Linked DNA regions of Homo sapiens: region 1 is linked to region 2. The links are chromatin loops, found by intact Hi-C in ENCODE. Cell type or tissue: thyroid gland. All regions are shown on one strand. Each heading gives the region's core, and the rest is flanking DNA. Links, peaks and the distances in the headings are about the cores only.

Region 1 (5,374 bases), core at 127-5,126, 190 kb after region 2:
AATAAAAGACATCTGTCCACTGGGCATGGTGGCTCATGCCTGTAATCCCAGCACTTTGGGAGGCTGAGGCAGGCGGATCACGAGGTCAGGAGTTGGAGTCCAGACTGGCCAACATAGTGAAACCCCATCTCTACTAAAAATACAAACAATTAGCCAGGAGTGGTGGTGGGCGCCTGTAATTCCAGCTGAGGCAGGAGAGGCTGAGGCAGGAGAATCGCTTGAACCTGGGAGGCAGAAGTTGCAGTGAGCCAAGATTGCGCCATTGTACTCCAACCTGGGCGACAAGAATGAAACTCCATCCAAAAAAAAAAAAAAAAAAGAAAAAGAAAAAGAAAAGAAAAAAGAAAAAAAGAGTCCCAAAGAGTCTGTCTTCCTTCCTTGGCAGATACAATTTCATAATGACCTTAAAGACTCAGAATGTAAACTTCTCAGAATTCTTTGCACTCTACCCAGCACGTGGCAGCACAAGGATTGCCAGCTCTTGGTTCTCAGACCTCACCCAAGATCTTCCTTAATTCCCCACCCACTCTCCTCTGCACCACTGAGGCTCCTGGTGCGGGTATGTGGATTGCCCAGACCACGTGGCCAAGCTTCATCTACTCCCTTCCCCTCCCCAAATGGTTGTCCTTTGGCCACCCCTTGGAAAATGGACCAAGGAATTGGCCTATATAGGCTCTGAAGTTGGGTTAAGGTCCCTTTGAGGAGGGAATTCTAGAGTTTGGGTACCCAGGGCATGGCCTAAGAGTGCAATTTGTAGGGTCTTGGTGGGAATATCCCCTCACTCCTAACTCCTCTGCCTGTCAAGAGAGGTGTGGCTAATAAGGACCAGAGCAGGATCCAAGGTAGGCATCTTTCGTGGATTTAAAAATCACTTGCTTTTAAATCCAAGCTCCAAATTTAAAAGAAGTACTGGGTGGGCCTGGGACCGGGAATGGTAACCTATCATTACAATCACCAGCATACTGGGAAAAAAAACATGGATTTGCAATCACACAGGCTTGGGCAAAATCTTAGCTCTACTACTCACTGACCATGTGTTCTAAGACAAGACACTTAGCCCTCTGGGTCTCAGTTTCCTCATTTGTCAAGTGGTGACAGTAACTACCAGGGAAGGGTGTGGTGAGAAAGTCACATAATCCTCTATGCAACAAGGCAGTAAAGTGCAATGGCTTCAGGGCATACAGCCTGGATAGGACCCCAACTCCTCCACTCACTTGTGCAAGCTTGGGTAAGCCAACCTCTGAATGCCTTAGTTTCCACACCTAGGAAATGAGGCTCATAGTAGTAGCCACCTCACAGGGTTGTTATGAGGATTAAATGAAACAAGGCATACAAAGCACTGAGAATAGTTCCTGGCACACAGTAAGCTGCAAAGTATGTAGTCCATGGCCTGAAACAGAATCCACAAGAGCAAAGAGCTATCGAGTGCTTACCCTGTGCCTAGTGGGTGCTGTGTGCTGGGGACCCACAAATAAACAAAACAATCTTACCCTCTTGGGGGTTCCAAAGCAGAATTATGACTCACCTTGCTTTGATCTGTCTCACAGGTGCAAGGAGTGATGGCTGGTGATGGGGAAAAGAGGTGGCCTTGGCCTATAAGGACAGCCAGACCCTTCACATCCTTCCTCCTATTTGACCCTCATGCCAACCCTGAGGGGTGGTAGGGCAGGGATTGCTCCCAACGTGTTCCAGATGGAGAAGTCTCTGCTCAAAGTCACACGAGTGATCTGGGTACCCAAACTCTAGAGGGAAGAATTTGGGTACCTTTCCTGGAGACCCTAAGTGGTCTTTCAGACTTTTTGGATCCAGTCCAGAGCCCTGGCGTCCTTCATGATCTGGACCCTGCTGACTGGGGGTCTGCTTCCCCTCCAGTTTGCTGTCTATTTCATGGTTGCATCCAAATTCCTGTGCTTCTCTAAATACTCCTGTGCTGTCCTGCCTCTGAACCTCTGCACAGGCCTTCACCTCTGCTTGGCACTTCCTTGATTGTCTCTTTCTCATGTTTCAAGATCCTATGAGTGATATCTACTCTGCTGAGTTTTCCTTGACAGCACCCCCTTCCCTAGCTGGGCTGAGCGTCCTCCCTTGGTTCCTACAGCACGCTGCACTTACAACCATTCCAGCCCTTACCACTTCACGTTGTCATTACACATCACTTAGCTGCCCTCTGCCCCCAAACATATAGTCTGTGAGCTCCTGGAAACCAGAAACTGAGTCTCCATGCTCACTGTGTCTCCAGTATCCAGCACAATGAGCTAGGGCACAGGACAACAGGCTTAACAAATGTTCGCTGACCGGGTAAGGAAATACTGTCTGTAGGCCGGCCTTTCCTGGAGACACTTGACTGCCATCTACTGGCACACCATTGTAATACAGTCACAGGTCTACAGCCACTGCGATGTGGGGGTGTGTACGAGGCCAACCTTCGCAACTGGCATTCCTCGACTTGATTCTAACCTGGAACCTGAAGCACTTTGCACTACACCAATACCACCCAAGCAGCTGTGGTCTTGATGAGACCTCACCTTCCCAGGAGAAACATTTGTTTTGCCCATCTCTGGAATGTTTACTGCAGGGCCTGGCAGACGGACTGGGGCTGAAGCTGAGGGTCAGGGAGTCCATCCCCCCGCCTGGCTGCAAGTCAGAAGTCTGTCTCCTGATGGGCCACACAGACTGCTGCCTCCTTGCCGGGGGCTCATTCAGGCTTCAGCCGCCTCTGAACGGTTCTGTCTGGCAGAGGGAAGGGTAGGGATGGTCTGGAATTCTAGATGCCTTTGGGGGCTGGGGTTGCTGCCTCTGTAATTGACTGGCTGTTTGACCTCAGGCAAAATGGATGGACCCGCTGTGCCTAAGGGCTCTGTCTCTCATGGCTGCCTCCTCTTCCCACCCTAATATGTTCAATCTCATAATAAGCTCCCTGAATACCTCAGCCAATCAATCAAGTCCTTGGCCTGGGGGAGCTCTGGATTCCACGAAGATTCTCTCTCCGTGGGTGGTCTCATATTTTACTGCCACATCTGAGGCCCCAGGAAGAAGAATATTATAAAACTGGTGCTGCCTGGGGTGGGAAATCCCTAGTTGAGGGAGGTGGGAAGTGTGTATGAGAGAGACTGATGAGGAATGGGTATGGGGCTCTTTTGTGGCTGCAGCAGGGGCAGAAGAAGGGGAATTCATACAAACAGGATCTGTGTTCAAACAGGACTGTTTTCCAATAAATCGATCCTGTATGTAGAGTTAACGCAGCCAGGGCTTGGTGATGTCCTTCCAAGGAAGGAGAGGTCAGGAATGTCCTGTCCCAGGGACAGCTGTCTCTCCGCAGGCCACCCCCACTGGGGGTGGAGTGGAAATAGAGAAAGAGATTTTCATGTTTCTGATGCAACATGTCAGTTGCTGATTTGTGGCCCAGGCAGAAGCAGGGAAGACAACCAATGGGCTGTGCAGAAAATGAAGGCAAAACACTCAGAGACTTTGCCAGTTAGCAAGAGAGTCACGTGGCAGGCTGGATGGGCAGAGATGTGGCAGAAGAAAGACCTTGGAACGCAAAGGGACCCAAGATCTGATTCTAGCTCCATTGTTTTCTCCTGAGAACAGCTCACCCTCCTGGCACCTTCCCATTGCCAGAGGGAGGAACCGCCCCCTCAACCGCAAACAATGGTGCAGCCTCTCAGTCCTCCATGCAATTAGCAAGGTCCAATGAACTAGGAAGGGAAGGAATGCACTAAGAGTGATGAGACTCCCTATGCCTGTATGGGGATCTGCGGAGGCAAAAAACTGAGACATAACAGGGCCCCGAGCCACAGGATGTGACAAATGATCCCCACCTTTTGCCTCTGAGAACAATAGAGAAGGAGATTTTTGTGGGCAGGATCTGATCACAATTCACATCACTTATTCACTCCCTCATTCAATCACTATTTATTGAGCCTTATGTGGACTAGGCACCACACCAGGCATAGGAGTAGATACAGCAGATACAGTGGCAGATGTAGTCCTTGTTCTTGGAGAGCTTACATGCTTATTGAAAAGACAAAAAATAAATAAATAAACAGATAAAAAGAATGAGTACTACGAATAAAATGCACGACCAATGGAATTGAGGATAAGATGTGGGGTGCAGGGGAGATTGGACTTCAGTTGGTAGAAAAGGCTTCTTTGAAAGACACTGAGGCCGGGAACAGTGGCTCATGCCTGTAATCCCAACACTTTGGGAGGCCGAGGTGGGCGGTTCACGAGGTCAAGAGATCAAGACCATCCTGGCCAACATGGTGAAACGCCATCTCTACTAAAAATACAAAAATTAGCCAGGCATGGTGGTGCATGCCTGTAATCCCAGCTACTTGGGAGGCTGAGGCAGGAGAATTGCTTGAAACCGGGTGGTGGAGGTTGCAGTGAGCCAAGATCTCGCCACTGCACTCCAGTCTGGCAACAGAGCAAGACTCTGTCTCAAAATAATAATAATAATAATAATAATAATAATAATAATAATAAAATAAATAGATAAAAAGAAAAGTACTATGAATAAAATGCACAACCAATGTGATTGAGGATAAGATGTGGGGTGCAGGGGAAATTGGACTTCAGTTGGTAGAAAAGGCTTCTTTCAAAGACGCTGAACATACACAGATAGACCACCTACTATGTGCCAGAGTCTGCAGGCTTTAAGGAAACAAGCGCAAAGACAACATAGCTAGCTCTTGGTCTCAGGGGGCTTACTACCTAATGGGAGGGACAGACACAAAAATAGAAAATGACCACACAGAGCATTCACACAAATATCCCCCTCAGCCCACAGAAAAAGCAGCCAACTCAGTCTGAAGGTCAGGGGTCACCTTCCTGAGGTCACCGTCCACCCATCCATCCAATGTTTGGTACCTAGTCTTTGCCAGGGCTGCAAAGATGAGTGCAGCAGGATCTGGATGTGTGTGTCTGCCAAAAGGACACGGGCAAGGGCAAAGGAAGTAGGTACGTCCTGGGGGCACCCAGGAGAGAAATGAATGTTCCTGGGTGTGTCCTTTAATGTACAACAGGCACAGAGCAGAAGACCTGGGTTTGAGTTGGCAGCTCTGGCACCTGCTGCCTGATTTTGGACCAGCCTCTGCTTCCTCTTCCGTAGATGGGGATAAGAAGATCTACTCACATGTTGTCAACAGGATTATATGAAGACACAGATTTAAGGGCCTCTGTAACCTGCCAAGAATGTGCTAGCAAATGAGCTGCTCCCCGATGGGCTGCAAGGGTAGAATTTGATCTCCCCAGGTAAGGAAGTGCGTGAGCACCACTAGCCTTGGAGACAAGCCCAGGTCCCTTTCAGCTATTTATTTCCAGTGCTGCCTCAGGCCAGTGTCAACCTTCCTGAACCTTGGTTTCCTTAACT
Region 2 (5,374 bases), core at 120-5,119:
AACCAGGGATATCAACCACTAGGGGCAACAGAGTGTGCGAGGTGCCAAGCTGGAAGCCCGGAGGACCCAGTGTGGGTGGGAGGTGAGTGAGAGAAGAGGAGAGGCCTGAGAGGGGGTGGTCCATTCTGCTGGGGCAGAGAGAGGACCGGAAAATATTCACTAAGTGGTGACTCTAGCTGAATCCTGAAAGATGAATACGTGATTCCTGGCAGATGAGGTGGAGGAGGGTGGGGGAATATATTGGTGGCGGCTAGATTCCAGGCCAAGAGTGCATTGTGAACAAGGCTCAGAGAAACCGATAGCTGGAATATAAAGGGTTGGAAGAGGGCAGCATGGGTTTAGAGAGATAAGCAAGAACAGAGCCTGCTGTTGTATAACTGCAGGGGCAGCCATCTCATTGTATTCTATGTGAAGAGGGCCTCCTCCAGCTGTGGACCGTGGGGCCCTGGGGATGAGCCAGATCACAGAGGGCCTTGTTTGTCTTTGGAGCTTAAGACTTTGTTCAGAAAGCCACGGAGCACAAGTGAATCATTTCAAGCAAAGAATAGCATGTTTTCAGATTTATATTTTAAAAAATGTACAGAAGCAGCAATGCAAAGTTGAAGTTGATAGAGAAAGACTCTGGGGAGTGTAACCAATTATGTCACTATTGAAATTGTCAGGAAAGAATCCACAGGGGCCTGATCCAAGGTAGAAATGGTAAGAATGAGAGGAAGGGATGGTTAGAAGAGATGTGGATCATGAGACTCTATAGGACCTGGTGAGTGATGATGTCATCCTTCGGAATGGGTAACCCCGGAGGGGACTGAGGGGAAAAGACAATGAGTTTTGGACACCTGGAGTCCGAGGAGGCCATAGGATCTCTAGGTGAAATTGGGCAGGAGGAAGTTGGAGATAGAAGACAGGCAATCAGAGGGACACTGTTGCTTGCAGTGTGCACTCCGGTGCACATAGCATGGTAGCGACCATGGGGGTGCGTGGGGTAGGCCTGGGAGAGTGTGGAGGCTAAAAGGGAAGGGGAGAGAGCCAAGGACAGAAAATTGGGAAACAGCTACATTTTAATTTCAGGAAGAACCTGAGGAGTCTGCCAAGAAGACTGAGAAGGTATAGATGGAGAGGTAGAAAGCAGAATCCCAGAGAGAGTAGGGTCTCAGCAGCCAAGTTTAAAGAAGGATGCGATCAATGGTGTTAACTGCTCTTTGGACTGTCCCCACAGCACAGGACAAGACCATATCAGTTCCAGCAGGTTCCACTGAAGAAAGCTCATGTGCCTTGCAGAAACAAGACCTCCAGCCCAGTCTAACAGGAGACCAACCACATGTCCATCCCATTCCCTCCCAAGGCATGACAGCACCTGGCTGAGATGCTTGTGTGTATTCTCTGTGTGAAGCTGAGCATGCAACCTTCAAAGAAACCACAAAGGAGCTACTCGTTTTTAAAGGAAAAACACATGAACTCCACGGGCATAAGGAAGACATTAAAACAGGGTTGGGGAGAAGTTCTTCTCCTTCCATTTCATAGTACCCTTCACAGAAATAATTGACTGCTTGAATATATGGTCATTGAAACATACATACACACACATACATGCACATGAAAACAAGAGCTGGAATATTTGACTCTGCTTTCCATTTCCCACCACCCTAGATAACACAGGATACAACATGGCTTTACTGCACACATGTGTTTTCTGGCTTAAAAACACTGAGAGTAGATCCCTGTGGAAAGAAATATGAAAACCTGAGGATTCATGCGAATGTAGCCAGAGGCGAATGTAGCCAGAGGGGTCTTCAATTTGCTGGCAGAGCTGGGGGAGAGCTGGGGCAATTTTACTGCCATGAAATTGGCTCCAGATGGAGGCAAGGAAAGGTGTTTACCCCCTGCTGGTGCCAGACACAGAGAGATCCTGCAGTACCTCGCATCTTAGGCTCAGAATTGCCCAGTGCTGGGCAGCAGCCCCACTGAGGGTCTGGCCAGAGCTCATGGGGATGGGTGGACCAGGCTGTCTGTTGCTTGGAAAAGGCCATTTTGAATATAATGACTTTCACATGGACGGTGGGGCTTGGGGGAAGGCATCGTGGCTAGGGTCTGGAGGGGAAGAGGGAGGAAAGCAAAGAGGAGCTTCCCTATGAGGCAACAGAAATGACAGTACCTTCTCCAGGTTGAATTTCCAAAACCCAGCTCTGCCCTGGAAGACTGGGACTGTGGCATCCTCTGCAGTGTTCCCAGACCGCCCTAAGGCCCCCAAACCAATGATTCACAACTATGTTGCTTCCCCAGAGAGCATCTCCCCCTTTGGTTGACATGTGGCCAGCTCAGGGGTGGAGGAGCTCCGGCAGCCACGAACCCAGACGGGATGTTGACTGAGAGCTTTGTGGCCATGGCAGATGGGAGGGGTGAGCTTCACCCACTCAAAGGCACCCGCACCCCACCGATGAGTGTGGAATTGTGCTCTCCCGCCCTCGCAGTGAGACGACCGACCAGGACTGCAGGCTGAGCAAATGGGTGTTCTCTGGCTTATAGCGCCCCCTAGCACCAGCCAGCGGGATAGAGCTCCGTGAACTCTCCAAGGAGCCACCACCTGCCTGTCTGAATGCTGGAAAGGGGTCGGTGGTGCTGATCATTGGACCCATTCAACCAATACTTATTAAACTCGTTGTTACCAACACTTAATCCCTGTGTTCTAGGGGCTTAGACTCCAGCAAGGGAAACAGATGGGTAAATAATCACATTAGAGTCAGCTAAGTATTGTCAAAGAAGTTGATACAGGGTGTTGTGGGGATACATGGGAGGGGAATCAGAGGAGGTTTCCCGGAGGAGGTGACATCTAAGCTGAGGTCTGAAGGATGTGGAAGAGTTCAGTAACTCCTGAAGACCAAAAAAATGGTGATAAAAAAGACACCTTCCTAACTTTTTAGTGCTACGATCCAAGAGACAAACAAGCAGGTGAACGCATAACTACACTGGGCTCCACCATAAGCCAGAGCCTGTCTCTCCTAGGACTTTGGCATCACAATCTTCTCTGAAATTCTGTTTTCGGCATTGATTCTTGGGGGAGGTAGCAATATAGGAACTCAGTGTTCGTTGCGAAACTGATGGATGGTCTTCAGTCTTGGGTACGTTCCCATGTGTCAAACCTGTTTAAATGGCAGGACCCATCTCCCCTTCAGAAGCATTCACTTGTCCTACAGGATTCCCCATGGAATCTTGGAGTTTTTGAGGCGAGAGGGATCCTGGATACCACTGAGTTCTATCTTTCATCCAATAAACACAGAAGTGGACGCCTGGACAGGCAAAGTGACTTGACCAAGGCAGGTGCACAGCTATTCTGCAACATTGGGAACAAATCTCAGGTCTTTTGATTTTTTGTTTCCACTTTACTCTCTTTTCATTTCCCAGAAACAAAGTTTTCATGTGCTTTTTTTTATAGTGATATGTTTGGAATGCATTAGCTAGTAATTTAGGAAGGGAAAAAAATAAACACACAAGAGATAAACCTGTCAGGAGGACAAACCTGTATTGCTTCTGATTGGCTCAGAGGGTGATTATTATCATGGTAGAGAATTATTTAATCAGTGTAAGTAAAATTTCTCTGTGGGCTGGGCACTGTACAAAGACTCAAACGAATCTGTCTACAGATCTGAAAAGCAGATACGAGATCTGTGAATGGCTGGGGTTTCCAAGCCCACAGTACAAGCATGGGCCACACCTTACAGCTTGGAGGACTGAGCCCTGAAAATGGGCAAGTTCCTTCACTTCTCTGAACCTTATTTTTCCCACATTTAAAACAAGGATGAGTAGTTTCTGAGGTCCTTTTTACGACTTCTCTTCCTACAGACTCTAGCATCCTATAACTTGATACAAAGAGGGTGGATATGAACTCACCTTTCCTAGAAAAGTTCCAGGAAAGAGAATACCAGGTCATCCTAGTAGGTGTGTAGACAGGCCAGATAGATCTTGAAACTTACTCAGTTCTTCCCAGATGTATAACTCTATCATTGTTCTTAGCTGTCAAGAGAAAGCAGGAGAGCCTGCATCTTCATTCTTTTTTTTTTTTTTTTTTTTTTTGGAGACGGAGTCTCACTCCATCACCTAGGCTAGAGTGCAGTGGCATGATCTCAGCTCACTGCAAGCTCCGCCTCCCAGGTTCACGCCATTCTCCTGCCTCAGCCTCCCAAGTAACTGGGACTACAGGCGCCCACCACCACACCTGGCTAATTTTTTGTGTTGTTAGTACAGACGGGGTTTCACCATGTTAGCCAGGATGGTCTCGATCTCCTGACCTCGTGATCCGCCCACCTTGGCCTCTCAAAGTGCTGGGATTACAGGCGTGAGCCACCGCACCCAGCCTGCATCTTCATTCTTACTGTTAGCCTCAGGTTCACCCCACCTAGCTTATTAAGTGATGTTGAATAACCAATTCTTACATATTATTAGGCTCATGGACACCATGACATCCAGACTGATGGGTGCCTGCTGAAGGGGGTGACCCTAGCAGGAGGACTCCCCTACGCAAGGATTCATGGAGTTTGCTGTTTCTTTTCCTTAGGGTGAGAACCAAACTGCCTTCACACGGTGGGCAGAGGGGAACTGACTCAGGTTTGGAATAAGAGAGAACATCCCAACTGAAAAGCTCTTGGAATTCGCTGAACTTCAAGACACTGTGTGGACCAGCTTAGGATAGGGAGTGAGAAGAAATTAACCAAAAGGTAATTTCGTTACTTTTCAGCTGGAAAAAAGATCAGATTATACTTGTGCTTTCATAATTAAGTAGCTGCTGGAAAAAAACGCTTCAGATGCTTTCTATGAGAAAACTGCTGCTTGAAGTTCAGCAGAAGTTATCTACTTGATACTTATATTCCAGGCAAGGCCTTCCGTTGGAGAAAATATCGGCACTTTGGACAAAACTGAAATGTGAAAAGAAAGGGAAGAGAGGGCCTCTATCATGTAAGATGCTTATCCAAAGTGGATTTGGTCTGGAAAGTCTTCTAAAACCTTCCACATGACTGTGGAATAAGTCATGTGGGGCGCGGGGATAAGCGAATCTCTCAAATTCCACCACGTATGCCCTCATTCAACCTGGATCCTTAGAGTGGCCTCCAGGGCACTCTGCTCAGGACTCAGTCAGCTGTTGGCCACACCCATGCTCTCCAGTCTCCTGAGACCCTATTTGGTTCTGAGAGGGCTAAAAAGCAGTGTGGCTAAATATCCCAGGCCTCAAAGTATTCCTACTGTGGTTGGGGAAGCAATAGAATCATACCCCATAAAACAATGAAAACAGTGCTAGAAAAACATCGAGAGACAGAAACATCTCTACGAGTTAGGCCACAGTTAGAGTGAAGGCAGGGAAGGTTTTTAAAGCTGGGTGGAGGGG

Evidence for each region. A loop is a pair of places that touch in the nucleus more often than their neighbours do. Peaks named below come from ENCODE experiments on the same cell type or tissue, not always from the same donor. Only the 100,000 strongest peaks of a DNase experiment are listed, where the experiment ranks them.
Region 1: a loop joins it to region 2, with 3 times the contacts of the local background. A loop is called at or near these places in 65 of 110 quality-filtered maps.

The regions. Positions count from the first base shown.
Region 1 is chr22:32,983,861-32,989,234 of GRCh38, forward strand. The region is part of intron 2 of SYN3 (synapsin III); the gene reads right to left. Among named protein-coding and RNA genes, the nearest start is that of SYN3, 72 kb to the right of the region's middle. RefSeq lists a silencer at 2,224-2,518 and an enhancer at 3,094-3,995. In thyroid gland, for the core only: a CTCF peak has its summit at 2,355 (motif pointing left); a DNase peak (open chromatin) is centred at 2,361.
Region 2 is chr22:32,794,641-32,800,014 of GRCh38, forward strand. All of the region lies in intron 6 of SYN3 (synapsin III), which reads right to left. Among named protein-coding and RNA genes, the nearest start is that of TIMP3, 4.4 kb to the right of the region's middle. In thyroid gland, for the core only: CTCF peaks have their summits at 2,520 and 2,725; a DNase peak (open chromatin) is centred at 2,501.